Linked DNA regions of Mus musculus: regions 1, 2, 3, 5 and 6 are each linked to region 4. The links are chromatin loops, found by intact Hi-C in ENCODE. Cell type or tissue: left cerebral cortex. All regions are shown on one strand. Region 1 has its middle 250 kb from the start of Gm24295. Region 2 has its middle 250 kb from the start of Gm24295. Region 3 holds the start of Lysmd3 (LysM, putative peptidoglycan-binding, domain containing 3). Region 4 holds the start of Cetn3 (centrin 3). Region 5 has its middle 180 kb from the start of Gm33073. Region 6 overlaps Gm52046 (a long non-coding RNA gene).

Region 1 (5,000 bases), 520 kb after region 4:
TACAACTTTCACAGTACTCTCAGTAAGCGTCTATCTTTAGGCTGAATGAAAGGAAATCCAAAGGATAACAAATATGCATGTTTGCTGAGTAAGCCTTCCCACCTGTGCCATAGACAAGCAGGGGCCACAAACTATAGTGATTGCTTGTCAGCACACCTTCAAATATCACGAACCTAGTTAATCTGTGCAAGAATGACGTAGTGGGTCTTCTGAGAGTATCCCAAAACCACAGTCCAATGTCTCAGATAAATATGGTGTATAAGAGAGCAATACTTAACCAAAGACATGTGAAATACTCACGTTTGAGTCTCTTTCCACCAGAAAGAAAGTTCTTGAGACATCTGATATTATTGGGGGTAACTCTTGAGACTGATTCGGGATATAAAGAAGGAAGCAGCTCTATAAACTATGATCAGAGCTTACAATATCTCAGGTGATGCTTAATCACACTTGACAATGGATTGGAAACGTATTCTACTCTTCATACTCATCAATAGTTTTTTTTCAGAAAATTTTGTGCAGTTACTGCAAACTTATGTATTTCTTTCTGAAAAGAGTCTTATTCTCTCACCAAACTGAGAAATCAACAAGGTAAGGGACCAACATGTCTAGGTAAGAAGCAGAACCCTCAACAAAGCCTTGCTTTGGAGCAGTCTAACAATACTTATTGATGGAACTATCTTCATACTAAATATGAAGCTGATTGGGTATAGATCTTAGCTTAAACAAGGCTAACTGGCAATTTTGTTTTCTGCCGAGTCTCTTGGTCCTTCTGCTGGGTTTGTACATTCTTCGTTGCTACTTCTCAAGCAAAAGTTTGATATTTTGCAGCCTGTATGACCTCTACAGGCTGCCTTACAGTGATGCAAAAGTAGAGTTAGGTATCTTTTTCAAAATGGTAGTCCTGGGACACTCTTTTGGCAGTTCTTGGGTGCTTTATTCAGCCTAGCTATTTCATTATGGTATCTGTGTCAATTGTGTGACCTGTAATTTCTACACTGAACTATGTATCCAGAGGCAGAAGTGTCCAATCTATGATCCTGGGAGAAGTAGTCTTCTCAACAGGCATTGTTAGGGGAAGTTCAGAAAATAAGCTCTGGAGCACCCACCAAGATAAAACCCATTGAAGTTTCTGTATGTCCAAATATATATTTTTTTAATCTATAATCTCCAACCTTCTGCCTCAAGGCTGTTAGTTCAGTGCTACCTCTATTGAAGACTGTCTTTTAAAATGCTGATGTTATAATCAAAGTCTCTGGGTGCCACAGAAGCAATTCATTCACCATAGCTATACAGGTTAGTTTTATAAGTATGTCTGTGTAAGGCTGGACCAGCCACTGCAGCCTATGGATATTAAAACCAAAATAGTACGAGGAATAGTTGTAGGGGTGATTACAACACAGCACCAGAGTTTGTCTATCTCCATACTCTCCTGTGCTGAGTGCTAGTGTCGAGAGAATAAAATTCAGAAGTCCCTATTCACTAGAAATGGGATGCTTTTCAGCGTGATCTCTACAGCACTCTGTGAAGCAGCTCAGAAGATAACCTGATCTGCATTTTCTAATGAAACACTGCTGTTCACTGAATCACAATGTCAAGTTAGTTCCCAGAAGTCAGAGCTTTTGATTCTGGGATTAGTATTCACTCCATTTAGAGTAACTCAAGGGAAACGAGATTTAAAAAAACATGATTTCATCATCCTCTTCCAATATTATAACTGCCTTTACACTGCTGACAGGATCTTTCTTTCTTTCTTTCTTTCTTTCTTTCTTTCTTTCTTTCTTTCTTTCTTTCTTTCTTTCTCTCTTTCTTTCTCTTTCTTAGAAATGCCATCTCTTCCTTCTAAATCTGAGTGGTAAATGCGAAACCTAAAGCTCAAAACTATATTCTTGTAGCAAGAGCAATGCCTGGTATTCCAGAGACCAGTGGATGCTGTGCTCCCATCAGATATGAGTGTTCTTAACTTTGTCCTACTTGCCTCCAGTTTAGAGATAAAATTCTGCATACGTAAGACTGAAGTAGTCAGTGCTTTGTCACACAGGTCAAGTTAAAGACAAGGAAAAGGAGCGTGAGGAGTAGAGTATGCACACATGATCAGGACGTTCTTTCTCCTCTATTACATCTTCACATCAAGTGCCATAATGCCTAGAATTAGTAACCCCAAGAGGCAGTCTGCACTAGATAGGGATTCTGTTCCCAAGGTGCTGCATGATTATGTTGTGAGATATTTGCAGAGAGGTTTATTTTGGGCTGGGTGAAATTAGCTTCTTTGTTTACAAGAATACCATCTCACTGATCAAGTACATGCCTTAATAACCAGCACTTCTTAGGCTTTTATGTTGCCCTTAATTAGACTCTTCAAAGTTAATTAGGGGAACGGAGAGTACTTTTTGTTCTTTTAAGTCCCCTTTAACAGATTTTTGCACATAAAGTGTTCTCACACTTGTGGGTAGTTTGGCTTCTGCTCTAAAGCTACTGGTTAACTGTTTATTGGGTAACTAACTTGTCCTTTGCCTTTGTAGTGTAATACACTTTACTATCCTAAGTGCTGTTGATGCTTTACTCCCTTTTCAATCACTGTATGATTTATATTTAGATATAAGATATTATGTTAATCTTTAGCATTTTATTTGAGGTCTAGAAATTATCAAAACCAAATTTTTGGAACAGGAATATGGAGAGAGACAAGGATAACACTGACCACAGACAGTTTTACAAAACAAAAACAAATTCTCAGAACTCAAACCAATGAGTTTCCAGAGAACCACATGCCTCAGTAAATAGGCAAGGGGTTGATGGTGCAGGATGTAACATAATTTTTATTTGAATGACGATAAATATCAGTGACCTCATTTTGATACCTATTATGCTTTCAAATACATTAATAGTTCTTATTTATAAAAACTTAGTACATAGAGAGAATAGGAACTCAAAATAGGAAGCTAATCTCAAGAAGTAGGTTTTGCAGCCATGGTGCCCGGCTGCTTTGTACCACTAATAGTAATAAGAGACCATTAGAGGGGAAAGGAGTAGATGCGAAATAGACTTTGCATTAGAGCTGGAGCCTGTCACTCTTCTGGCAACCCTGCCGAGAGCTACACATCAAAGCCACCACTCTGCGCTAATAGTGTCACTTATCCCACAGCCTTTACACTGTCCCATATGCAGTCACTGTGCAGGGGGTATGCACATGAGGGTGAGAGGGGAGCTGACAATGTGCTAGAAGAAACCGTAGGAGATAAACCGACTGTGATTTATCACCTCTAATCCTTGCAATGGAAAACATTTAGGAAGAGCAAATAATTGAGGTCTTACAGAAATGTGCTTTTGTAAAAATCCCCCTGATTTAATTAGAGATCTAAATATGGAATAATAAAAATAATTTTAAAAAGTCATGAGAAAATCCTTAATATGTCTATATAATTGGAAGAAAGAAATCATGCTTTAAAATGCTTTTGGTAAAATGACTTAGTTTTGAGTATATGCCTGGAAGGATGTGTGTGTGTGTGTGTGTGTGTGTGTGTGTGTGTGTGTGTGTTTGAGAGAGATTTGTTAGTTCCACATGACAATTAGAATCATAAATATCTACATAATAAGCTGCTGAAACAAAAAGATTTCTATGAAATTGAAAGCACTAAGTGATAATGTACCTATGTTCTACTTATCACTGTCTCTCTTTCCTGGCTAATGTTTCAGATGCTGTACTTGTTCTTTTGTGTGGTTGTTGTATATCGTGTAATCATTGACTGGTACATCGTGACAGGTAGGCAGTGTGAAAACTGGGTGGTCAACATATGAACAGAGGAGCAGCACTTCCAGGCTCATGAGGCAAAATGCCCTGTCATGTGCTGCTCAGTTTCACTGCTGCCTGACCCATGACCTGTCTTTCCTAGTCTTTGGATAGACACAGTAACTGTAGTTTTATGTCAGCAGGTGTCTTAGCATCTGAGTTGGTTGTGGATACTTCTGAAGGTAGTTGGGAGAAGTCAGGTTGAGAAACACAAAAGTCTCAGTTCAATCTGAACATTATAAACATGAATAGCTAGTATACGTACTGCATCAGAGAAAGCCAAGCTTCTGGCTATTATAAAGAAGGCTGCTATGAACATAGTGGAGCAAGTGTCCTTACTACACATTGGAGCATCTTCTGGGTATATGCCCAGGAGTAGTATTGCTGGGTCTTCTGGTAGAACTATGTCCAATTTTCTGAGGAGCCACCAGACTGATTTCCAGAGTGGTTGTACCAACTTGTAGTCCCACCAACAATGGAGGAGTGTTCCTCTTTCTCCACATCCTTGCCGGCATCTTCTGTCACCTGAGTTTTTGATCTTAGCCATTCTGACTGGTATGAGATAGAATCTCAGGGTTGTTTTGATTTGCATTTCCCTGATTATTAAGGATGTTGAACATTTGTTCAGGTGCTTCTCAGCCATTCTGTATTCCTCAGTGGAGAATTCTTTGCTTAGCTCTGTACCCCATTTTTAAAAAGGGTTATTTGGTTTTCTGTAGTCCAACTTCTTGAGTTCTTTATATATATTGGATATTATCCCCATATCAGATTTAGGATTGGTAAAAATATTTTCCCAATCTGTTGGTTACCATTTTGTCTTATTGACAGTGTCCTGTGCCTTACAGAAGATTTGCAATTTTATGAGGTCCCATTTGTCAATACTCGATCTTACAGCACAGGCCATTGCTGTTCTGTTCAGGAATTTTCCCCCTGTGCTCATATCTTTGAGGCTTTTCTCCACTTTCTCCTCTATAATTTTCAGTGTCTTTGGTTTTATGTGGAGTTCCTTGGTCCACTTAGACTTGAATTTTGTACAAGGAGATAAGAACGGGTCAATTCCCATTCTTCTACATGATAACCGCCAGTTGAGCCAGCATCTCTTGTGCTTGAAAATGCTGTCTTTTCCCCACTGGATGGTTTTAACTCCTTTGTCAAAGATCTAATGACCATAAATTTGTGTGTTCATTTCTGGGTCTTCAAAAGCACCCAG
Region 2 (5,000 bases), 510 kb after region 4:
TTGCCTCAATAAACAAGGAGGAGCAGACATCTTTGGTGGTTAACTTAGGTTACTTTGGGTCTATTCCCAAGAGTAGTGTAGCAGCATAATATGGAGGCTGTACTCATTTGTGGTCCTGCTAGCAGAGTATGAGTCTCCCTAAGACTGCAACAACCCTTTCTTTCATTTGCTGCTGTTTTTATCTAATAATCTCTCGTATGTATAAAAATTAGTTCTCAGTGAATTACAAACATGAGCTTAAGACTTGAAACTCTGAGAACAGCCATAAGGAAACAGTGAAAACATTTTACTATATAGGCATAGGCAAGCACTTTCTGAAGAGAATTCCAATAGCTCAGGAAATAGTTTCAATAACTGACAAATGGGGTTTTATGAACTTATAAAGTTTCTTTGTAGCAAAGGAAACAACAGAGTGAAGGGAAGGAAAGGGGAAGGGGAGGAAATAACAGACAGTTATACATCAAAAGGGCTAACTTTTAGAATACATAAGGAACTTAAAATGAAACCGTAATAAACAGAGATCAATAAACAGTCACTTCTCAAAAATGAAAGTAAAGCCAGCCAGTCGATATGTGGAAACACTGCTTCCTTCCACATGGATGCCTGTGCTCTGCTCTTGAAGTTTCTAATGACCGATTAAAACTTGTCCAGGATGATCTTTGTACCTGTTAGCTGCTTATTGATTAATTATTATATCTGTAAATTCCCTTCATATGACACCTTGATTATATTTGTTTGAATACTAACTGATAAATGAAAATTTTAGGGTAGCACATCATAAAAATTCATTGCAAGTGAGCATCTGGAAAAAGAAGAGTGTCATGTATCAATATGAGGTCATTATAGTGGGTCTCCCAAGGCATCCTTCATTGAAGACTGCCACAGTAACAAAACACACAGTAAAGCATAACAGCAATAATGAACTGAGTCATTGTAAGAGAGGAAGACAATGGTACTTCAATAAATAATTAATTATATAGTACATTGTATTGCATTTCACTACATAGAATGAATTAATATGTAAAAATATTTAATATAGAGGAAAAAAGGATTCTTTAAAACCTGCTGAGAACTCACAAATATGTCACACTAACTTATCCTGCAAGTTTTGACAGTTCTTTTAATTGTTATGTTAACTAAGCTTTTACTCACATTGATCTTATTTTCTCTTCCTTTTACTCTACTGTGATATGGTTTTCTCCTAAGTATCTCAGGCATAGTTGTCAAATCCATGTTAATAGTTAATTCAAATTGGCCTGTATCCTTATTCTTACTGCTAAAATTTTTGGAATACATTTGAAGTTTAAATCTTACCTCTTAATTATCTCTCTTCTTTTATCTTACACCTCTTGGCACTGCCTTTATCTTTCTCTTTTGCTTCTCATTAGCAACATGCTGAGATACACCACCTCCCCACTTTGGCAACAAGTAAGGTAGCTTTAGATTAGCGACTTCACTTTCATCACTATCAGCCAGTTGGTCTGTACCATTGTCCAAGTCACAGCTGCTATCACCGTTGTTGGTGTCACCTGGTGAAGTAGATTGTGTTGCATGTGCCTTTCTGTGTTTAAAATAATAACTGACAAGATTTGGCAAGACTCAAAATACGTAGAACCAAGTAAATCTTCTAGCTACTGCCTGTATTGGTTTCTGTATGTAAGAAAGAAAGGAGAGAGGAGAGAGGAGAGAGGAGAGAGGAGAAAGAGAGAGAGAGAGAGACAGAGAGACAGAGAGACAGAGAGACAGAGAGACAGAGAGACAGAGAGACAGAGACAGACAGAGAGAGACAGAGACACACACAGAGAGAGACACAGAGAGAGACAGAGAGACAGAGACAGAGAGACAGACAGAGAGACAGACAGAGAGAGAGAGAGAGAGAGAGAGAGAGAGAGAGAGACAGAGAGAGACAGAGAGAGACAGAAAGACAGAGAGACAAAGGGACAGACAACCATTATAGCAGGTGAGGAGCCAAAAAAGTCCTTTCTGGGCCAGGTTATGCTAAACCTTCTCTGGTGGAAGTTTCCTTGCCAATCAGGCAATAAGTCAGAACTAAAAGCTACATGAGACCAAGTGATGCAGAATTAATGAACTTCTTTGTGCCAAGGTACAAAAATAATATTTGATCAGTAAACATTTTGTCTTTTAGGCCAAATTTATTCTACCTTGGGACCACTATTGGATTAGTAAGTAATTTCTCGGTCATAGACAAAGCTGTCTCAGATGTTCATAAAAAAATTGTGTTCACTATGCTGAAATATATACATTCCTTTTATTGAGACTCACCTATTCTAACGTACCTGGTTATGGATTTCAATTGCAAAATATAATTATTACACAGCCTATTTGGTAAGCAATATGCATTTTTGAAATTGTATAAACACCTTTTTACATGCCAACATTTGGAGATAATTACCAAATGTCTATAACTAGCAAAACAGGCAATCCATAAATAAGAATTTCTGCTATTATTTATGATACACATGTTCTACTTTCTCCTAAATATAGATATTTGGTAATTATTATTGGGAGGGTTTGTTATACTTCCAAAGTAGATATCAGTGAAATAGAAATATAAGGTATTTGGTAAAAATGTAAATGTTAAAAAATTCTCATTATCTTTTAGCAGAGTACAGTTCTTAGTTTGCTATTCATATTTCATGTAATAATTTTGGATTAGCCATCTGGTTTGTTGAGGGTTGAAAATCTGTTTAACACCAACGCAGAATTTTTGTTAAAACTAAAACAAGTCATACAGAAATCACAAATGTTTTTCAGGTATTTCACAATGCTAATAATGAATAAGTTTTAAAATGTGGGATGTAATCGGTACCTTCATTCTTCATATTCACTCTCTATTTGTGTAAACTCTTCTATGGCATTTTTAGGATGTGTCACAGTGAGTGGTTGGTACATATCAAGTATCAAAAGCCTGTGCTGACCCACCTACATTTTTTCCAATATCTTGCCTGAATGGTTAGCTCTAGAAATTTAATACACCATTTTCTCAATGATGCTATAACTATTCTTGAGGTTGAGTAGTCCCCTCTCTGTTTCATGGTTGCAAACTGACCCAATTCTCCTATTATTCTGTTTGTAGCACATAGAAGCAATTATGGGAGACGAAGATGCAGAGCACAGGGTATATCAGTATAGATTATTCCTTCATCCATTAAAAGGCCTTGAAATGTGTATTGCAGATGACTTCTATACATGGCATCAGGACTTACTATAAAATTATAGTAGTCAAAACAGTATGGTATCTATGAAAAATAATTGAAAACAGATCGACAGAACATACTGGAGACCCTTGAGAAGGCTCATGTAAATATAGTCAACAATACATCCTTGACAAATGTAAGGACAGCATAATATAGGAGAGACTGGTGAATGATGCTTTGCTAACTGAACAGCCAACGAGTTAATAAATATATCTAACACAGACACTATACCCTTAAAATAATTCAAGATGAATCATATGTGTAAATGCAAAGTTCAAAAGTATAAGACACTGAAAATATTGTATTGGAGGAAATATATATGGTACTTCATTTGCCAATAATTTTATAGATGTAATTAATGCCAGAGTTATGATATATGCATGAATATTAAGTTGAATGTTATTAAATTTGTCTTCACATTCTGTAATAGATGCTGTCAAAATAACATAAAAATAAGGCCCACATTAAGAATAATATTCATAAAAGACTTATCTGATGAACATTTTTTCTAAAACATGGAAGTAACAACTAGAATTAAACAGTAGGGAGACAAGCCAATTAAAACGTGGGCTAAAGATTTTAACAGACTTCTACATTTAAGATGATATATGGCTGGCAAATGAGCATCCTTTTCACATACCATTATCAAAATGCCAGTTAGGATGGAGTACTACTACACAACTATTATGTAAAAATCTAGAGCAGTGATAATATTAAGCACTGGTGGATACAAAGCGATGGAGTGTCAGTCTGTGCTGGCTGGTAGGTGAACTACAGCCACTCTGTAAGATGCCTGGAAAAACCCAAGAGACAGAAATTGGATCCTTTTCATTTGGGTTTAAAACAATATTTCTTATTTCACTTTTACAAATTTTAATTTATAAGCAAAAATATTGAGTTTCACCACAGCATTTTCAAATACTTTGACTATGGCTTAAAAACCTAAACATACTCTTTCTATATGATCAACTAATTATATGCCTTGTTTTAAAGGAATTGAAAACATTTATTTGAAACTTCTAAATGCATCTTTCTAACAGTTGTCATCATAATTGCCAAAACTTAGAAGATAATCAAAAGTCTTCCAGTAGGTAGTTTAATAAACTGTAATATAACTAGATAGTAAAATATTTTTACCACTAAAAACTCGTTTTAAAGCCTTGAGAGAATAAAGAGAAAATTTAAATTTCTATACTACTAAATCAAAGAATACAACTTGAGAGGGATATGTACTCTATGACTGCAATTATGTGGTACTCTGGAACAAGCCAAAATTATTGTGGTCAGAGCAACATGCTTAATTGATGCCTGCATTTCTAGTACTTGGGTACTGGAGACACGAGAATCAATAAATCAACCTTCTCAGCTACATAGTGAAGTTAAAGGTCAATTAGGCTACAGGACATCCTATCTCAAGAAATAGCACCAACCAACCAACCAACCAACCAACCAACCAACCAATGGAAACACTAAGAAGATATTGAAAAGATAACTGTTTCCCCAGGAGTTGTAGAAAGAGAGATGAAGCAGGCAGGTACAGTGGATTTTCAGGTCACCGAAATAGTTAGGTGAGTCTATGTATTTATACTCTTTGCAGCACAGCATACAGATTCCACTAACGTACACTATGGGTGATAGTGACATGTCAGTATAGGTCCTTCAGTTGTAACAAATGCAAACTACTACTGTGGGAGGAAATGAGAATGAAGGAGATATTTGCATGTGAGAGTAGGCAACATTTGAGAGCAGATAATATATGTTATAGATACCCTTGTATTGTTT
Region 3 (5,000 bases), 120 kb before region 4:
AAGAACTAAATCTGCAATGGCTGGAATATATTTCTCGTACATATTCCTTTTCGGAGACAAATTTATTAATAAATCTGTAAAGAAAGAGGAATCTAAATCTTTTGATCAAGTACTATATTGTTTTAAGGAAGTCAAAGGATCCTGCTATTCCTTTGAGGAGCACTCTGATTGTTTTTCCTTTTGACATTAATCTGATAAACATTCCTAAACTTATTTGTTAAATCTGATTCAAGTGTTATGTGTCAGTGAATTTAAGGCAGGTACTAAGCAAAGTTAAACCCTAGTTAACTTTATTTTTAATTTTAATGCATTTTAGCAAACAGTGCTCCTCACAAGTGGTATCAATTTACTCTCTACAACACTGCATTTACTCTGTCTCAGTCTAAATGTTAGCTATAAAACTACAAATTCCTAGAATCATGTACTTCTCAACTGAACAATTTTAACGGACAACATAGCAGATGAGATCTGAAAAAAAACCTACTACTTTTGGCCTTCGGATTGCTGAGAACACCCTCTTTTCCAAAGACAAATACTTGTTCTTACCGGCCAACTTTCTGGAACTCAGCCAACATTCGTGGCTAACTGCTTCTTTTGTATAGTCTAATAATAAAATATACACATAGTGTGCCCTTTTGGTAAACAAATACTCGATTTTAGTTAGATACAAACAATCATTCAAAAGCTTTGCAGATCTCGTGTAGGATGTTTCTTCAAAGCAAACAGGTAGTAGTCCTGAAGAAATGCTTGGAATTCGTTCTCCCTCAGACTCTCCCAAGGATTCCATGGCCTATTGACATTAAAATAAGAAAAGTAACCTACTTGCAAAAAGACGGTTGCATTCCATTAACATTCATGAGGCCTGAACAGCCGAGGCCCTACACATCAAGAACGGAATATATCCTTTGTCTCCTGATGAGAAAATGTCTCCGTGATAAATGGTTACAGACAGCGGTGTCACAGGGGCAAGAGCTCAAAGAATAACTTGGGCAAACTTTTTTTTCCCCGGTTGTCTTTGCCTGGAGTTCTTTGTAGCATTGTTCAGCACAGTGCCTTGTCCTTTCAAGTAAAAGGCGCTTATTGCAATGTAAGTAAAATCCCAGTCCTTGCAGAGGCACTTCTCAGAAAACCAACCGACCAAGGAACCAACAGAACAAACAAACAAACAAACAAACAATCAAACAAAAAACCCTTTGGAAATTGGAACAGCGTTCCAAAGGCTTTATAATTACTAAGTATTCGGACTGTAAAGAAAAGTGTGGTACGTCTTTAGGCAATGTTGACCTAAATGGGTAAGCATTTAGTCAAGTGCATTGTCGGTCGTCAGCACAAAACACCAGGTGCACCTTTAAAATGTCATACATCATTCGCATAAATACAAACACTGTATTTACCACTTCGGCAAATTTCTAAAAAAAAAAAAAAAAAAAAAAAAAAAAGTCAGAAGAGAGGTATTTATTTCACTGCCATAGATAGTGCAACACCAATGGCGTCCTGTTAATTTTCAAATCCAAGTAGGTTAGTTACAAGTTGTTGACAACTTTGTCCCATCAAAGTGCAGCTCCAGGGCACTGTGAGCTTAGCTTGGCTAGGTGGCTCACTCTGCTGACCTACAGACCCAAGGCACTCTGCCTGTCTTGTTTGCTGCTCTAGGGCTCGTTCGATATGGTAAAGCACGGCCCAGTGTTTTTGCTTTCTTCTGCCCCACCGAGAAGAAAGTGCCAGATACAGAGCATTAAGAAATGCACAGCGGCTCTCCATTGGCTCTTCCTCAAGCATGCCCTCCGCTCAGTACGTTTCTTAGCCAGGAGGACCCGTTGGGTTTAGATTCACAGACTGCAGGAGTCCAACACGGCCCGGCGGCCCCCGGACGGGCGGGGCTAGAGGCGGGGCTGAAATCAGGCCCCGCCCCGGCCGCATCGGCGCGCCTGCGTGCTGGCGTGGGCCTGCGGTTGGCCGCGGGGTTCTGGGTTCCCCGCCTCCGCCCGCGCCCTCGCACCTCCGCCTACTCTACGCGATGACGCACCGCAGGTTTGCGGACGTGGCGGCGGCTGTCGGTGCGGAAGGCGGGGACGGCGGCGACGGCGGCGACGGTGGCAGAAGCGGACCCAGACACCGGAGAACCTAGAGTCGGTCATGAACGTCTCCGGGGCCGCGGCTGTGGTGGAGGACATAACCGTGTCGCCGCGCCCCTGCTAGAGGACAGGTGACGGTGGCTGTGGGGCGGGGCGGGGCAGGACGTCGATCGGGGGGTCACCGTGGGGCGCTGTCCCCGGTTCGGGAAGGACTCTTACCTCCCGGTTTTGGGCAGCCCTTTCCGGGCCATTCTGCCTGTCCCCTTAGCATCTGCTCCGAAGCGTCCCAGTCTGACGCGGCGACTTAGAAATCAGAGATGTAATCTTTGCGGGGGACGTCCGGAGGAAAGGGAAAAATAAAAATAAAAGCGAGTGGAATGGAAGAGGGAGGAAGTTTGCAGTTGTTGCTTAGGTTTAAAATTGGCCCTGGAGAATAGGATCGGGGTGATTCTGTCCTAAGTGCTGAACTGGCTTGTGCCCTGTGAGTCTTCTCTTGCTCCCTGCCGAAGGTCAAGACCAAATATTAATATGCAGCAATTAATATGTAGTACCTAGGGATTTGAGAGGTCGCTTTCCGGTCTAGACCGGGTGGATGAAAACATGCTCACGATACCCATTGATGATCACTTTCAGGACGTTTGTCAGCAGTGCAGTATGCAACATGTTCTAGTTTTCTGAAGCCATAGATTCCATAGATAATTCAGAGAGGTAAAGAGAATTGAGGCTGATGGCTTTGATTCCGTGTACTTTCTAATCTTTAGTAGATTGACATGTCATTACCTTACTGGGCCAAAGTGCAGCTTGGCACTTGGATTACAGATGAACAGTCAGACCGTAGTGTCCAGATTGTTTATTTTGCTTTCCTGTCATTTTAGAGGAATAGAGACAGATGCGCGAAGACGGGAGTCTTTTGATTCCTGATTAAGACATGGTGAGGGAAAGACTGATAGAAGAACACATTGTTTCAAATGGCTTCTGGGTATTAGTCAGTAATTTCAGAGAGCTGTACTAAGAATGGGAGGGAGAGCGCTTTAGAGGGATAGCATACCTAAGGCAACGTAACCACCCATATGCATTGCTTTAGATCTAATCTTTTCTGCTTTTGATGGATGCTTTTGAGGATCTGAAACAGATACTTCCTGAGGTAGTACATGTATGTATGTATGCAACTTGCTACTGGTTCCACAAAACTGACAGACATCCTCTACATCTAAGATGTGGGCTTTTTATTTTGTTTTTAGAAAAGACCTAGATAAGGGAGTGCAAGCGTCCTTGTAGAAACAGGTGTGCTCCTTACTTTAAACTGAGATGTGAAACGTGGCTCTCATTTAGCTTGGATCTGTCAAATTTGGAGTGGTTTTTGGCAATAGTTTAGCCCCTGTGGGAGCAGCTGAAGCAAGCTACTAATATAGCTGTTAATAAATTATCTAAATAGAGACTTTTCAACTTTTAAAGATATACAGTGTCCCTGTAAAGCAAGGTCAGAAACTGGATTTTAAGGGCTGGATTTTATGAAATGAAATAGGTATGTTTTTACATAGAGAATATCATCTTTTTGTTGTCTGAGTTTTAGTTGTCTCCTGCCACCCTCCCTTGTCTGTTTGTTTTTTATTTTAGTTTTCGTTTCTTTTCATCCATCCTTCTAAACCCATTTTGCATTCCAGGATCCATGCATAATTTTTTGATGGTTTCTCTCCTCCCCCTCCCCACCCCCCGCACTGCTTTTCCAAGTTTGCTGGAAGATGTTATCTTCACTGAGATAAACACACTTGTGTGTTTAACATTTGTTCTGCTGTCTTTGAGGAATTTATTATGATTGACCTAGTTTGCTTTCTGTTGCTGTGATAAAAACCATAACCAAAAGCAACTCTTATAAGGACATTTAATTGGGCCTGGCTTACAGGTTCAGAGGTTCAGTCCAGTAAGTCAAGGCAGGAAAATGGCAGCATCCAGGCAGGCATGGTGCAGGAGGAGCTGAGAGTTCTACATCTTCATCTGAAGGCTGCTAGCAGAATACTGGCTTCCATGCAGCTAGGATAAGACTCTTAAAGCCCATGCGCACAGTGACACACCTACTCCAACAGGGCCACACATTCTAATAGTGCTACTCCCTGGGCCAAGCATATACAAACTACCACAGTGGGTTTCTTCGGCTTATACATCTCCATCCATCCTTGAGGGAAGCCAAGGCAGGCACTGAGAGACCGTGGTGGAGGATGCTGCTTAGTGGCTTGCTTTCCATAGCTTGCTCAGCCTGCTTTCTTATACAACCCAGGACCATCAGCCCAGAGGTGGCATCACAGAGGGCTCTTCCATATCTGTCATTGATTAAGAAAATGTTATCTCAGTTCCCCCCAACCCCCAACGCCCAGATTTGCCCTCAGGCTCCTCGGATGGAGGCCTTTTCTCAACTGAAGTATCCTTTCCTTTTCTCAGAGGACTCTAGTTTCGGTCAAACCGACAAAGAAAACTACCCGAAAAATAGCCAAAGCCCATCTCTGTGCAGCTCTTCTGTCCTCCAGGTTGTAAGAGAACGGTACTATATTTAGCTGTGGAGACTTTTTAACTTCTTGTTTGATGACTGAGATACATTGGAGTTTGAATTTTGTTTTATCTGCAAAAGCCCCTCTTACTCCATCTTACTCTTACATGGATAATAATGGGGAAGCCAGTACTGAATGAGAAGTCAGTTGTTTTAGGTTCCAGTCTCTTTTTAATGAGAATTGGACCAAATTGATGAAGATGTGCTGATAGTGACTGTATTAGTTAGGGTTTTACTGCTGTGAACAGACACCATGACCATGGCAAGTCTTATAAAAAAAAATTTAATTGGGCTAGCTTACAGGCTCAGAGGTTCAGTCCATTATCATCAAGGTGGGAACATGGCAGCATCCAGGCAGGCATGGTGCAGGAGGAGCTGAGAGT
Region 4 (5,000 bases):
CTGTAAACAGACACCATGACCAATGCAAGTCCTATAAAGGACATTTAATTGGGGCTGGCTTACAGGTTCAGAGGTTCAGTCCATTATCATCAAGATGGAAACATGGCCCCATCCAAGCAGGCATGGTGCTGAAGAATCTGAGAGTTCTACATCTTCATCTGAAGGCTGCTAGCTGAATACTCAGTTCCAGGCAGCTAGGACTAGGATATTAAAGCCCATACCCACAGTGACACATCTACTCCAACCAGGCCACACCTCCTAATAGTGCCATTCCTTGGCCCAAGCATATATAATCCATCACAACTTGTGAAATGTTTTCATTTAATATTGCTTCTAGGTAGGGAGGGTATGGGGGACTTTTGGGATAGCATTTGAAATATAAATGAAGAAAATACCTAATAAACAAAATAATATTGCTTCTAGGACAAATTCCTATAAGCTTGGTAGGCTAAAACATTCTCCAGATTAGGTATATAGGTATAGCGTTGTATAAGTAATTTGCTTAGGGTCTTGCAATTCCTCCCTAGGTATAAGTGATGCCATCCCCCATTCTGGAGGCTGTTGAAGATGAGTGTGCTTTCTGAGACTGTTACTCCAAATCAGTTCCCTGCCTTTGTTCGATTGAGGGTCCCACTTTTCTTTTTGAAGGCCATTTTATGACTTTAAAAGAAAAACAGCAGGATAGGCAAGTTGTCTTAATAGCTTCTCAGAGAAGGTGGGAGAAGCAGCTAAAGACCAATGGATTTGAGTGTCTGCAAGAGTTTTTAGCATGCTGAAGATTTTTGCTAGTTACTTTTGCTACAAAATAAAAATTATAATTATCATGCGTTGAATTTAAAGCACGGAAATTAGCTCAAGAATCTTAAAAAAAAACTTGCACAAAAATCCAAGTGGATCAAATATGTTTTAGTTGTAGAAACAGAATTTTATTTGATTACTTTTGTCTATATTGACCAAATCCAGTTCTCCAACTTTTGGTCACTTTTAGTTACTTTTATTTTCTTTGAAATAATTTAAATTTAACTATGTATTAGAAGCATCAAATTTATAATAATTATTGTGTGTGTGCATGTGGGCCACAGCCATGGCACGCGTGTGGTGTCAGAAGACCATTGTTTGAGGTTGGTTCTCTCTTTTCACAATGGGTTTCCAGTGGGGTTGCAAGGCAGGAGAATACAACTTCCCTCATCAGGCTTGTATGAGAAATACTTTTAAGCAAAACTTTCTTTTAAAGTATTAAGTAATAATTTCTTCTTTATTTCACTTCCTAGAAGAATGTGAAATTTATGTGTTTCAAGAAAATTCTTCATATTAAATGAGAATATTTTACCAGCTTTTTAATTCTATCAAAGTTCCATTAAAAAAAATCTCATTATATTATTTCTCAGTAATTTATTCCTTCTAGTTTAGTTTATTTTGTCCTTTGTTTCAAACATCTCCATGTAAATGGTTTATTTTCACCTTTATTTAATACTTTTCTTCTTAGGCTTGGTTTTACAATCTTAAAATTTTAGTAGTTTTTTTTTTCACTAGTGTTCTTTAGTATACATATGACGTAATCTAATTTCCTTTTTTTGTTTGTTTGTTTGTTTTTTCGAGACAAGGTTTCTCTGTGTAGCCCTGGCTGCCCTGGAACTCACTCTGTAGACCAGGCTGGCCTCGAACTCAGAAATTCACCTGCCTCTGCCTCCCAAGTGCTGAGATTAAAGGCGTGAGCCACCACTGCTTGGCCTAATTTCCTTTTAAACTTGTTAGTAAAAGTACTTAATTTTTATATTTTAGGCAGGGTCTACTACTAGTCCTGGCTGGCCTGCAATTCACAATGTAAAGAATTCAAAGATCTGCTTACATGTCTCTTGGGTGCTGGGATTAAACATGTGTAGCACCATGCCCAGTTGAGTTCTTCAACATTTTTCTACTTTGGTTTTGGGAGTGCTATCATTTAGCTATTACTTTTTAGCTTTATCCCAATCCTTTACTTGTCCAAATTCCTATCTACACTCTAGCTTAACTCATGCATAGCCAATTACACAGCGTCCTTCGTTCACATATAAGCTTACATACAGTATTTGCCGTTTCTAATTCCTAGCCCCAGTTTATTGTATTTATACCGATAAGCACTGCAGGTTAGCTCAGTAGTTTCCAAGTTTTCCACAATAATACCTCATTTTATGCATCAAATATTTATGGAGCACCTAAGTTCCAGATATTTTGTTTGGTACAAATACTCGTGTAAACAGAACCCTGGCCTTGAAGACAGTCAGTCTCGCTCGCAGTCTGATGATCTAAGTAAACTTTAAGAGGCTTGGTGGGCAGTGAAGATAAGACGCACATAAACACTTTATAGCACTAGAAAATGAGAAGCAGAAGCAAGCACACATTTCCAATCGCACAGAAGAAAAGGGTGGTTTGGCTAGTCTCATTGTAAATGACCTAACAAAACAGCAAAACGAGAAGCCTAATCCATAATCCAGCCTGCCTTAAAATCACTTGGGAGATGTACGGGGGAGAACGCTTAGCTTGGTCCTCACTGAACTAAGAATAAAGAATGTCGCCTTTAGATTTAAGTTTCTCAGGTGCACCGGCCACCTAAAATTGTACATCTTTTCGCAGACCTGGTTCCCCAATAAACTGCTCCCTCGTTCTGAGCAGGCTGCTTGGGCTGGCCTTTTCCCTTCCCTCGGTCGACGCCGTGCATGTCACGCGTGGGGCCTCGCCTTGCCTGCCTGAGTCTCGCGTGGTGACTCTAATACGCGCGCAAGGGAGTCGGGAAAGAACCTGGCCAATCCAGGGAGCCAGACTGACAACCAGGGCCAAAAAATGTGTACTTGATTGACATGAATGCTGACCAATGAAAAAAGAAGAGCAGCGACGCTTCCGCCCCAATAGGCCGGCTGTTGGCAATTTCAGCCAATCGCGCCCAGAAACTTGTCTGGTGGGTGGTCCCCGAGGCGTGGAGGTTGGTGGCTGTTGAGCGGTTCCCGTGGTAAAGTCCCCGAGTGGAACATCTCTGTCGGAAGAGAGAATGAGTTTAGCTCTGAGGTCGGTAACGAGGAGGCCGTGCCTCCGTCCCCCCAGAGGGCCAGGGCGGGTGTGGACGGGAGACCGGGTCGGGGGCGGGTGCCCAGCGCCGAGCACCAGACCTCGGCGGTTCCCGCCTCCGGGCACCGCCGCAGCCCGAGTGAAGTCTCGCGAGGTTTCCCTCACGCGACTGCGGGACTCAGCCCTGGTTGCCTGATTCCCCCTGGAAAGTCGCAGGAGCGCTCGCCTTTCTCCCCGGGCCCCGAGGCACGCTGTGCTCTAGGCGTCTCGGGTGGAGCTCGTTTCCGTGACACCGTCCTTTCACTTCCGTCCATCCCTCCCCTCATTGGCTCCTCACCTTGCCCATCTACAGTTAAAGGTGCCCCGGGCGGGCCGCGCCGCGCCGCCCCTTTGGCTCCGCAGGGTGACGAAGGAGGCGGGAGCTGGCGTGGGGGTGTGGCGAGTGGGGGCAGCCGGGGTCACGTGGGCCACTGGGCCGGCGTCCCTGAGCCCGACGGCGTCCAGACGTAAATAGCGCGAGCAGTTAGTTAGCCGAGTTTCAAGGGTTTGAGGTTTAAAGCTTCCATCTTTTAGAACGTGCGGATACACGTGCTGTATCCTCGTTTACACATTTGGACCGCTTTTTGCATTGGCAGCTTTTGAAGGCAGACATTTTCAGATCCAAGTGCCCTTTTTAGATTTTTCTTTAAGCTTCTCCAGAGTTTTAAGACGTTTAACCTATCGTTTACATGTTAAGTGAGAGTTAAAACACTTTTAAACATCACGTAGACTTAAGCACGACTATTAGATGCTGTGATTTTTTTTTTTTTTTTTTTTTGGTGTCTAGTATTTGAATGTTTAGACCCTTTTATATTTTGCCTGGCTAATATCAGTGGAATAAAACCACAAAGCAGTGTTACAAATGTATAATCTAAAAACATTTTGAGCTTACAGTGCAAAAGTAATCTTTTAAGTTTTATGGTTGTTTTTTTGTAGTAATTGTGAGAATTTATAAGCTGTCCAAAATCAAGTCTATTCTGGTTGATTGTTTTGTTCTTTATTTTTGGTAGATGACATTGTTTTGTTCTTTATTTTTGGTAGATGACATGAATAATATGTATGGTGTTTTCGGTGCTTTTGACTTTGTTTAGGATTTCTCTTATAAAAGTACATTTGACTACAGGACATTGATTTAGGGGCAGTTCCTTTATTTGCCAGGCTACTCTGCTTTGTTAAAATTTAGAAAATGAATCTTTGTCCTAAGATGGGTTAAAGTGGCCTAAAGACATTTTTCTGTGTCCTAGAGGTGAGCTTGTAGTAGACAAAACAAAAAGGAAAAAACGAAGAGAGCTCTCTGAAGAACAGAAGCAAGAAATTAAAGATGCTTTTGAGCTGTTTGATACCGACAAAGACCAAGCCATAGATTATCATGAATTAAAGGTAACAGGGGACTTTTAAGACCCATTTTTGTTTAACTCAATTGCATTTGTGACTGTTGCTTTAAAGTCTATTTTAGAAGCTTGTCTCGGAACTGTGAGGCTGTTTGTAGTGCCCACCCACAGGTGGTACAAGAAAACAGTACAAACAGAATATGGCTTGTAGAACCTTGTATTTAAGTGCGTAATGATGGAAAGTGTAACTTCTCCATTCACCCAGTTAAAGGGAGAGTCCTTAGCATGCTCTTCCCACTGCTGTTTTCCTCTGTGGGATGGTATATAGCTCAGCTTTTTAAAACACGATGTTTGTGGCCTATGCTTGTTGCTTGTGCAGACCTGTACATTCCATGTGTATCATGTGCAGTGTAGAGTACGGCCTTGTGTGCCTTCCAACACTGTTGCCTTGAGACAGACTGTCTCATTGAATTGGAAGTTCAGTACTTCTGAACTAGGTTGGCTAGAGAGTGAACTCTGGGGTCACTCCAATCAACACACCTCTGTCACTGGCACCTGCAGCCAGGCCTGTCTTTTTACATGAGTGCT
Region 5 (5,000 bases), 1.2 Mb after region 4:
ACTGACCTGAAGCAAAAAGCATTCTCAAAGGAATAAGCAAAATAAATAAATAATAATAATAAAAAGCTAATGGGCAAAATGGAAACCTAGAACAAAAACAATTTCAAAGATCTTTAAATATATTTTATATGAGACCATAAAGGGACTATTTATAGCAATATTTTGAAAAGTAGATATATCCTAAGAAACACATATAAAATTAGTCCTTTTATTATTTAAGATTAGAAAATTGTAAAAGACAAATATTTACACCCACTCATCAAATATTTATGGCCAAGAACATGAAGCAAACATCATCCAATATACCACATTTGCCAAAATATACTAGTGATAGTTTTGTCCCATTGTACGCATACCATAAGCCAACTCCGGGGAAGAGAAGCAACAGCCCTGCAGACAATGAAAGAATTATGGTGTTGGCAAATCATGAAGGTCTGAGTTTGAATTTTGGATCCATGTCAAATGCTACATAGTGCTGAAGGCTCAAAAGTGTCCTGTTTTGTAATTTAAAATGAAAGCTGCAAAGGGAGATGGAGAGAGAGGAAAAGAAGATGACATGGACAAAAGTCGCTGATGGAGAGGAAACTCTTCAAGAGTCCTGTTCTGTGGCCGTTACAGTCAGGAAGTTCACCCACACGTGTGACTAACCATTTCTTACAACAGCAAAAGTGTTTTCCAGGGACACTGTTTACCAGGTCATTCAAGCTATTTTGTTTTTTCTTTGATGATATCATGGTTTATTTTTCTGGTATTGAAATGTGCCTTAGTAGCTATCCTTCTTTAAATGTTTTGAAAAAGCTAAGAAGAGAGATTATTTTAAAAAAAATAGAAAACACAATTTTAAAGTGAGATTCAAAGTTTCTTGGCTAAAATGTCAAAATGGTGTGTAAATTTGCTTAAAAGCCACTGATACACATTGACAGCTAGTTTACCTTTTAACAGCCAGACGGTTGGGCAAGTGTTATGAGAGAAACTATTTTTGAGGTTACTCACGTTTGTTTCCCTACTTGGAAACATGAAAAACGGAGGGAAAAATAGCAATAAATAAACTAGTTGTTCAGCTTACGACACATTATATGATCTAGGTCAAAATACATTCCACGATAGGAATCTTTTCATGTTTGTAAAGTAACTATTTGAAACTCTTTAAAGCATTATTCTCTTCAAACATTTTGAAACAAAAATTTGCCTTTTGATTGGAACTGTGCGTTTCATTATAGAGATGGAACACGATGTTCTGGCTTACATACTCTCTGCAGAAGGAAGTCCTTTTTTGTACTGAATTTTTAGCATATAGTAAAGATCCAGATTGTAAAAAAATTAATTTCAGGCATGACAGACTGGAAGTATATATTGAACAGATCTGGGAACAGAAATGATGCAAATGCCTCTCTCCCAGCTTCTGAGAATTATGTAATGGACCAGAATATCAGGGTAGACTTCTGTTTGAGTGAAACATGGACTCTCAGTCAGAGTATGGGACCAAAAATGTGTTTGGGAAAGCAAAAATATAAGACTGTTCCCCACAAGTGGTAGTTCGTGGACATTTACACTTGACAGCCCATTATATTTATATATCAGGATATAAATATGCACTTTAGATATTAGTGATAGTTACAAAGCAATGATAAAATAATATTTCACACAAATGAGCAAGAGGAGTAAAAGATATTGACTCATTAAATAAAGACAACTTGCAATGCACTGAGTTAAAGATAAATCTCAATTAAATAGTTTAACTATTCAGTATGTTCCTATTATGTTTATAAGATCACATGATTTGTCCACTCACAAAGGTAAAGGTTACATGTACATTGATTTATATATTATTAAGTATTTCTTTAATAGCACAAACAGGAATGCGGATACAAAAGACTATTAAAAATATTTGTAAGATTTATACTTTCCTGTTTCAAAATGTTTCAGTATGATGTCTGCAAACAGTTGAACTGAATACTGCTAGACGTTTGCTAGTATGGCAGTTTCACTATAATATTTTTAATAATCACATATAAGTGCATATGTGTATTGCTGTGTAGCATTTATAATTGCAATATATGAGTGAATGAGTTTGTTTCTATGTATACACCTGTCGTTAGCAGTAGGGATCTTCCTAAAAGTCATTCTACTATCCGACCTACTGCTGAAAGAATATGCAGTTAGTAAGTTCCATTTAGACCACTCTACTTTTAAATTATCTGCAAATTCAGTATAATACAATGCACCTAAGCAAGTATTTTATAAGTCTGTTGGATGCATTTATTTTTTTTCTCAAAGACTTTCTAGAGAAAGTAGGAATAAAAAGAAATATGTCTAAAAATGATTTTCTAATCTAACACATTATTAACATCCTTTATTAGTATGGTATATTTGTTGCAATTAATGAACGGATATTGCTACATCATGATTAACTAAACTCCACAGTATATTTTCACTTAGTTTTCATAACTGTTTTTCTTGTCTTGGACTCTCATTAAGGAGTCCACATGTCAGGTAGCTAATACGGATTAAAAAGAGAAATATAAAAAAATATTTTTAAAGAGATATATCACATTTCTTAGCAAGAAGACTTAAAATACAATGAGAATCTTAGAATTCTGAAGCATCACTAACAACTTTGTGATGGGGATGGGGTCCATAACCATGCTGTATTGAAAGGCAAGAATCCAAGGAGAACCATGAAAGACACATAATTTCAAGGTGAATTCCAGCCCCAGTCTACTCTTATTCCACAATACCATAAAGACTTCAGTAAAGACGTGAGCTCACTTTGACTTAGTAAGCCAAATCTTGGACAAGATTCTGTATGGTAGAGAGCAGTAACTTAGCTGTGCTCACATTCAGAAGACTATGAGGGCCAATGGCTTCTCTGTGATCAGAGGGGATCAAATGGATTGATTTCTGTCCCTGTCAGTGAGCAATCACTATTTTAGTCTGCCTATCCCAGCATTTTTATCCTATGGGTATAAAGTAGTGGTATCTAATTTGGTAAGAGGCAAAAAGGAGAAAGTCTGTGTACATACATACACGCTGTACCCACTGATCTCTGAGCACACATCACAGTAGCAAGCAGTTCCTAAACTTGCATTGCTCAGTCTGTGACAGCAATTCATTGAAGCTCTTCAGAATTTCTCTACAGGAGAATTTGCTGGAGAAAATTTATGACACAAAACTTCCAGCTTAAAGACAGTTTTGTTTATTTGAATGTGATAATGGTATAAGATTTGTGTTATGCAAAAACAAACACACTCAAAAGTAAAAAAAAAAAAAGATAAATAACTAGTAATATGAGATAATGTTAAGATATAGCAAAGAGATACTAATTAGCTAGTTTGATTCTATCAACTATTAAAATGATTTTCAATATTTTATCATACAAACATATTATTAAGTTTTGAAGTAAAAGAAAAAATGCTTTAAAGATTCACTGTTTCATGACCTATAATAGATTTTCCTAAACACTTTAGTCATTGGTAATATTTTATTTCTCTAGTTTCTTTAAAATAGATCCAGGATCACATCCTTCTTCCCTGAACATTTTTACCCTTTAAAGATGATCTTTACCCTACAGTGTTCATTTGTCAGAAATGTACTAACAAATGCTAAGATGCTATGGAATGGTGATAATTTCCCACGTGTTCTTGAATCATTTTGCTCCTTTTCTTTTCTGAGCAGTGACATTCCTTCACATTTTCATCTCTCGTCTATGCTTCTCTGCTCTGAGAAGTCTCCTAATAAAGCAATGATCATTTCTATCCATCTCTGGTTTATGTTTCACAGGCCATGAAATAAACCTGCAAAGGAAGCGCTGCAGACTGTGTGGACTGTGTTTGCAGGGGATGAAAAAGGTTGATGGTGGTTGTATTACATCTAGGTGAGTCAGTTCTCATAGTGTACATGATTTCATGTACTAGTTTACCTCTGTAGTTTCCACATAGCTTCTAGATAAGTTCATTTGTGTCTTTACACGTGGGCATGTTATTATGGATGTATATACACATGTGAATGTGTATACATGTATCTAGAAATACAATTTCCTACTAATTTTGATGAAAATTCCAGTTACTATTTTTGCATATGCCTGCCCACTGGAATTTAAAGTAGCTAAAGGAAAAAAAAAGAATTTTGATCACACAGTGCAGATTTTCTATATTATCTTTGCATTTCTTTCACTCAAAAACCTAACAGGCAAATAATTCTTAGCAAATTTTCCTTATTGATTACCATCTTCTCCAGGTTTACCTGGAGAGCTACTGGAAGAGTTAATGCCTTCAATTATTCTATTTTCATTCATTCCAGCCCATACTAACTGGATTTAACCAGTACAAACTTTTCGATTAATTTAATTTCCCCCATTTTTAAAGCACAGTTTAAGAAAATGTGTATATTAGTAAAAAATAATATGCTTTAAATGTGTCAAATACAGTTTTGTCTAAGCAAAAAAAATTCACAAATTAGTAATTTTATCACCAATCATCTTTTGTAGTAGGAAAAGTAAGAAAGAAATGTCTTTGGGGATCTTGTTTTTCAGTTGATACTAATTAGATTTTTTAAAAACCAAGTTTGAAGCTCATACTGTTCTGGCTTCAACAGCGCCAAATGATAATCCAAAGTGACATACATTTCCTATAGCAATAAAATTTTGGCAGATAAACTCCCCAATGAGAAACAACGATTTGTATGCTTAGATGAATTTGTGATAGAACGCAAATGAAGAAAGAAAAAAGAACAGAATTTTAAAAAGTAATTGTTCGGTGCCATTAATGCCCTCTCCATGTTTTCGAAAAGTGCCTAAATCCATGAGCATAGCAACATCCAGGACAGGATACATAGTGCATCACTGATGCACCCCGTTCTTGGAAGCTGGAGAGAAAAACTGATTGCTATTTACATTGAAATTCATTCCTAAAAATCTTGCACCCCTTCCCTTCATTATGCAATGTCGTCTTGGACCTGGGCGTCTAGAAATGTGGAAACTGTAACACTTTGACACACCATGT
Region 6 (5,000 bases), 1.9 Mb after region 4:
AATGTTGTAGTTTGAGACACTTAGGGAATGTCAGAGTGGAGGTGTGAGTACAAGTCCGGAGAAAAATAGAGCGCAAGACTTTTCAACATATACATACACATATACATATACATGCACACACAGACACACACACACAAACACACACACACACACATACACACACATACATATACATATACATTCCAAATGTGTTTTTCTAAATCTCCCCACACATGAAATCTGTAACTCAACTCCCAAAAATGAAAAAAAAAAAAAACCCAACAACCCCCCCCACACACACACACACACACAAAACCCCAAAACAATAGCTGAGAGCCAGAATAAGACAGTGCCACCTTTCTAAGTACCTGGCTGGGATTAGCCTTCATCCTTACCTGGCCCCAGGCTCACAAAGGACTGACCTAGGTCTTACTCTCCTGGATTTCAATTTTGGGTTTTTTGTTTGTTTGTGTTTTGGTTTTTGTTGTTGTTGTTGTTGTTGTTGTTGTTGTTGTTGTTGTTTTGTTTTGTTTTTTGGGTTTTTGTTCTGTTTTGTTTTTGACTAATTTTCCAGGGAGCATATTTGGAAATTATTAGTTTCTGTTCACAGATGAAGAACCTCAGGAGAATAGGTAGGATGGAAGGTTGCCCCTGTTTTGAGTTTTGAGGAGTTAAATATACAAGCCTTCCTAAATCTTTCTAGGCTGGGAATGTTCTCAGCACAACTGTTTGAGAAGGCAGCCCCTAAATGGCAGTGCAGGGTTCCTAAGTTCCTAAGTGTTGCAAATTGAGAGGTAAACCCTATGACCTGTACACAGGCCACCAGCGCCAGGGATAGCAACCTGGACCAAAGGGCTGTTGTGAAGGAACTCTCATAGCTGACTACTTGGGTAAGTACAGTCAGCACTCCTGGCATGTTCTGGTCTGAGAGGAGGGTTCCTTGGGGTCTGTTGAGTCAGTTTGACCTTGCTCAGTTCTAGCTTATACAGAAAAGATCATTCACTGAGCCACGGGCAGAGAGGGTAGAAAGAGCATCCTGACAGCCACTATAAATGACAAAAGTCTTGTGAGCCCAAGCCTGGGGACTCCATTTTACAGGCTATTAAGGAGGACGTGGGCATAGTGGATTCTCTAACTCTAGTCCCGGTGACTTATGTGTGCTGCTGCCAATCCAGAGAGACCCATCCTGTGTGCCCCTTAATGGTGCCAAGGACAACTCAGTCCCTTCCTCCGCTGTGCAGAGGTTAAAACAGGAAGCAGGAACTCCTTACAATCTATTTCTGCTTTAGGATTTTTTTGTCATGGTCCTTGTTTGATTCTGGAGTATTTAGGTTTGTCTCACTCTAATGCTACATAGTATTTCTGGGTACCATTCTCACTATGTCTGTAGACATAAAAGTAAATGTGTGTGCTTTGAAATTGAGTTGTTTATTGGTTAATTTACTGGTGATTTTTTTTAACAATTCAATTTAATCTGTTAACACTATGTTTTGTTGTGACATAGATTTAACGGTGGGACTTTCACGCGATGTTTCGCTTCAACAGCTTTCAATCTGTCTTCTTTGGTCCGCAAAGAAATACAGCTCTTTAAAATATTCTGTGTCTGTGGGCTCATCTTTATCCCGCCTTTCTCAGTTTTGCCCTCACTAGGATGTGACACACCCAGCCCCTAGGGTAGGCTATACTCTGGACTTTCGCTGGAGCTCCGGTCCATCGGATGTGGGAGCGCCTAATCTCTCAAATTCGGCCCTTCCCCCACTCTTTTTCTTAAGAGGTGCTCCGAACAGCAACAACCTTGCCCGGCCGACCTTCCGCTCCTTTGGCCTATGCAACTCAATGAAAGCAAAGAGAAGTTCCGAGAAAAAAGCAATGCTGTCCAGCCTCAGCTGCCGGTTTCTCTTCCTTCTCCAGCGACCAGCGACCAAACTCTGTACTCTCCACCAAAGATACCCCCACTCAAGGTTGTTCCCAGACAGGACTCCAAACAATATTCTGGAGGTAAATTCGAACGCAGCAAGATGATTGTGTTCCACACCGTCTTAGTCAGTGAACATGTATCATCTTCTTGGAAGAGGAAACGCCGCACACCATGGTGTCCTTGCCCAATTGATCATAGACCTGGTTACCCACAGGACTCACTAGGCTCCTAGTGCCTTAGAATACCACCAATTCATACTTTGGCTTAGGGATTATGAAGAATGCCCAAGGAAGGAAAACTGGAGCATAAGTGGGGAGGGGGCTCAAACGCAGGACATGAGAGAGGTCAGAACATCAGTCTGACTGGGGGCCTTTGAGATCTGAGATGGGATGCAGGGTGCAAAGCCACCTCCAGAGCTCTGATGCATTCTGAAGAATGGGAAAGCCAAAATGAAAAGTTCGTTTGCTTTTCTTGTTTGTTTTTTACAAGAATTCAGCCTAAATTATCAAGGTTTATGGTTTGCTTTTAACAATCTTTTTCAAAATAACTAAGAACACTAATTAACTAACTGATAAAATGTGGCTGGAGGGAGAAGCCATTGTGTAAATTATTTTTAAGCCAAGAGGCTTTGTGCTTCAGTTGCTCCCATCTTGTCCAGCCTTGCTTGATCGGGGAATACGAAGTTAGAAAGAAAAAAAAAAGCGTCTTTTGCATGTTAGATCCAGTTAAGCTGGAACATTTTCTAAAAGCAAGAACAGGTGTGGTGAACTCTATTCATGATCTGACCACTTTGTCTCACAGAAGCTTTAAAATTTCCTCTATGTTCAGAAAGTAAAGTTTTAAATACTTTCCAAACCCTTTCTGCATACATTCTGTCGTTTGCCTTAAAGAATGGTGAAGCGCTCTCTTTCTCTCTCTCTCTCTCTCTCTCTCTCTCTCTCTCTCTCTCTCTCTCTCTCTCTGTGTGTGTGTGTGTGTGTGTGTGTGTGTTATTCACTTGTTTTAGATGCTTCAGAAAAGGTAAGGCCCTTATTTTACATCTATTGCTGATTTCTCTTTGCCCCTTTAAATCGTGCATTTGTGTGGCCCGCTGGCGCTGGCGTTAGATTGGGAGAAATTCGGATCTGCAGCTAGCTCCCTTCTCTCTTCCCTGCAGGCTGGCGCACCTACTCACTCGCGCTGCATATCCTCTTTTGTCCACTAGAGGTCACTGGCCCCTCGCGGCTCGCCTCTCGACCCGCTGCCTCCAGCTCCTGGAGCTCAAATTAGCTTCCCGTTAATTAACACCCGAGTCCATCAAGGCGGGTTCCTCTGTACAGTACTCGCAGCAGAGCTTATATAGACAACTTACACACCCAGCCAAAGCAAACCTCCCCAAATCCAACACTTCCAGCATGTCCAAACTGGGAAACAGGCGGCAGAGTAACACGGGGCAAGGTATAGTGCTTTAACTTTTATTGGGTGGGGCTTGCAAAACTGCTGTGAAGAAAGCTTTCTTTGAGAACGCAGGTTCTGTGGGGCTGGTTTACTTCTTAGCTCTCCCAGGCTGGGCAGAGTGCTTTCTGGCCCCGCCAGCATCCTGGTCCTTAAAGAGAATTTCACCAGCCCGTGTCGCTATACAAGAAGGTCGCTGGTCTACACTGTTCTAGGCGCACACGAATGTACTGGCAGATTATTTATTAAAGGGCGTAGAGTACAGTGACATTCCCAGAGGTCATTGAAATTGCTAGAAGAAAAGGGTATACGCGACAGTGTTTCTCGTGTCCTTTGATACAGAACAGCAAAGAAGCGGGTAATGATGAGGGATGCACACCACGAATCGACCCTGTGTACATGAGATGGCCTGACGTGTCCTGGGAAGTTCTCTGACTCTTGCTGCATGCGCATTTTTACTTTTTGAGATCCTCAGAATATCTGGAATCTAGCTTTAATTTTATATTATTTTCAACCAAGGTCCCCAAAAGATTTCCTCCTATGAACTGGGTATACTGAGCCTTGGCTTCAGGCCTCAACGAAATTCTTAAGAACTGTGCAAAATGAAGCCTGAGTGTATTCCAACATAACTGTCCAACTTGGTCGTAAACCGTAAATCGCCGTAATAAGCTCCTTTGACGCGGTGTTCTGTGGTGGATCACTGCAAGTATTCTTAATTTCCTTCGGGGGAAAATATTGGAAAATTTTATTCTGATCTAAAGATTTGCCTCACTTGAGATCTTTTGCGCTGAAAGTTAGTAGGCACGGGGAGGCGGACTGTGAACTTCCTAGTAGCTTAGGAACTGGACTTTCGTTATCTGGTCCCCTGAAGACCTGGGCATTCGACCTCCTTTCCCACAAACTTTTCAGGCACGGGCGGAAAAACGATGCGTATTTGTGGTCGGAATAAAGGCTTCTCTTGGACTAATAATGGCAGATACTTAATGAAGCATTGTCCGCCTTCAGGGGAAAGGGGGACCCCAGTCGGACCTCTAACTACATGTATGCGCTAGGCCATGAGCACCAACAAAGTGCACATCGATAGTATGGAAGCGGGGTGGGGTAGGGGGTAAAAGAACGCAGATTAGGGTATGCGGGAGAAGTGCCCCCCCCCCGCAGCAAATAAAAAATCCACTTTTCTTGAGGTGGGAGGGGGAGATCGGGAAGTTCGCAGAAACTAGAACACCGAAGGACTTCGGACACCGCCCGAGTGAATTCCGAGGGTTTGAAACATCATTTTGTATTTCATAACCCTAAACTGAGGTATGGGAGGATCCTTGAAACATCCCCTCAGGAGCCAGCCCAACCTAAGTCATAAAAGAGAATACATACCCCAAACTTGGTCTGCCACGACTTGCTTTTGGCAACCTTGTGGCCAAGACAGAGTCCCAGCACAGGCGTTGCAACCCGACCCCGCTCCAGTCCTGGCACAGGTGTCAGCCAGAGCTGGAATTATGTAATGGATTTGGTGACCTGGGCTCCTACCAAAGGGAATTAGGGAGGGCGAGGCTTTATTTTTTCTTTTCCCTTTGACTACATCTGGTGTCAGGTGTCCCGGATTTGTGGCAGCAGGTGTGATTTGAAGGAAAAGAACAAGTGAAATGGCGGCCAAGCTCAAAGTGCCCTGGGA

What was found. Hi-C counts contacts between places; a loop is a spot of excess contacts. Peaks named below come from ENCODE experiments on the same cell type or tissue, not always from the same donor. Only the 100,000 strongest peaks of a DNase experiment are listed, where the experiment ranks them.
Region 1: a loop joins it to region 4, with 4 times the contacts of the local background. A loop is called at or near these places in 3 of 42 quality-filtered maps.
Region 2: it touches region 4 in a loop (5-fold over the local background); 3 of 42 quality-filtered maps call a loop at or near these places.
Region 3: a loop joins it to region 4, with 9 times the contacts of the local background. A loop is called at or near these places in 8 of 42 quality-filtered maps.
Region 5: it touches region 4 in a loop (5-fold over the local background); 4 of 42 quality-filtered maps call a loop at or near these places.
Region 6: it touches region 4 in a loop (7-fold over the local background); 4 of 42 quality-filtered maps call a loop at or near these places.

Annotation. Positions count from the first base shown.
Region 1 is chr13:82,302,139-82,307,138 of GRCm38, forward strand. No RefSeq gene overlaps it. Among named protein-coding and RNA genes, the nearest start is that of Gm24295, 250 kb to the left of the region's middle. In left cerebral cortex, no CTCF peak of the experiment used is centred here; a DNase peak (open chromatin) is centred at 2,111; H3K27ac peaks cover 910 bases.
Region 2 is chr13:82,294,565-82,299,564 of GRCm38, forward strand. No RefSeq gene overlaps it. Among named protein-coding and RNA genes, the nearest start is that of Gm24295, 250 kb to the left of the region's middle. In left cerebral cortex, no CTCF peak of the experiment used is centred here; a DNase peak (open chromatin) is centred at 2,759.
Region 3 is chr13:81,655,731-81,660,730 of GRCm38, forward strand. It overlaps Lysmd3 (LysM, putative peptidoglycan-binding, domain containing 3), which reads left to right and starts at 2,076. Exons shown (of 3, transcript NM_030257.1): 1 at 2,076-2,206. In left cerebral cortex, a CTCF peak has its summit at 2,211; DNase peaks (open chromatin) are centred at 977, 1,977 and 3,074; H3K4me3 peaks cover 2,077 bases; H3K27ac peaks cover 1,390 bases.
Region 4 is chr13:81,780,316-81,785,315 of GRCm38, forward strand. Cetn3 (centrin 3) reads left to right here and starts at 2,932. Exons shown (of 5, transcript NM_007684.4): 1 at 2,932-3,042; 2 at 4,326-4,461. The coding sequence starts at 3,026. In left cerebral cortex, no CTCF peak of the experiment used is centred here; DNase peaks (open chromatin) are centred at 2,884, 3,374, 4,336 and 4,683; H3K4me3 peaks cover 2,496 bases; H3K27ac peaks cover 2,758 bases.
Region 5 is chr13:82,936,764-82,941,763 of GRCm38, forward strand. No RefSeq gene overlaps it. Among named protein-coding and RNA genes, the nearest start is that of Gm33073, 180 kb to the right of the region's middle. In left cerebral cortex, no CTCF peak of the experiment used is centred here; DNase peaks (open chromatin) are centred at 509, 1,348, 2,851, 2,998 and 1 more place; H3K27ac peaks cover 4,798 bases.
Region 6 is chr13:83,712,076-83,717,075 of GRCm38, forward strand. Gm52046 (a long non-coding RNA gene) reads right to left here. Exons shown (of 2, transcript XR_003950632.1): 1 at 4,703-5,000; 2 at 2,857-4,051. Among named protein-coding and RNA genes, the nearest start is that of C130071C03Rik, 6.8 kb to the right of the region's middle. In left cerebral cortex, a CTCF peak has its summit at 3,096 (motif pointing right); a DNase peak (open chromatin) is centred at 3,117; H3K4me3 peaks cover 3,266 bases; H3K27ac peaks cover 4,093 bases.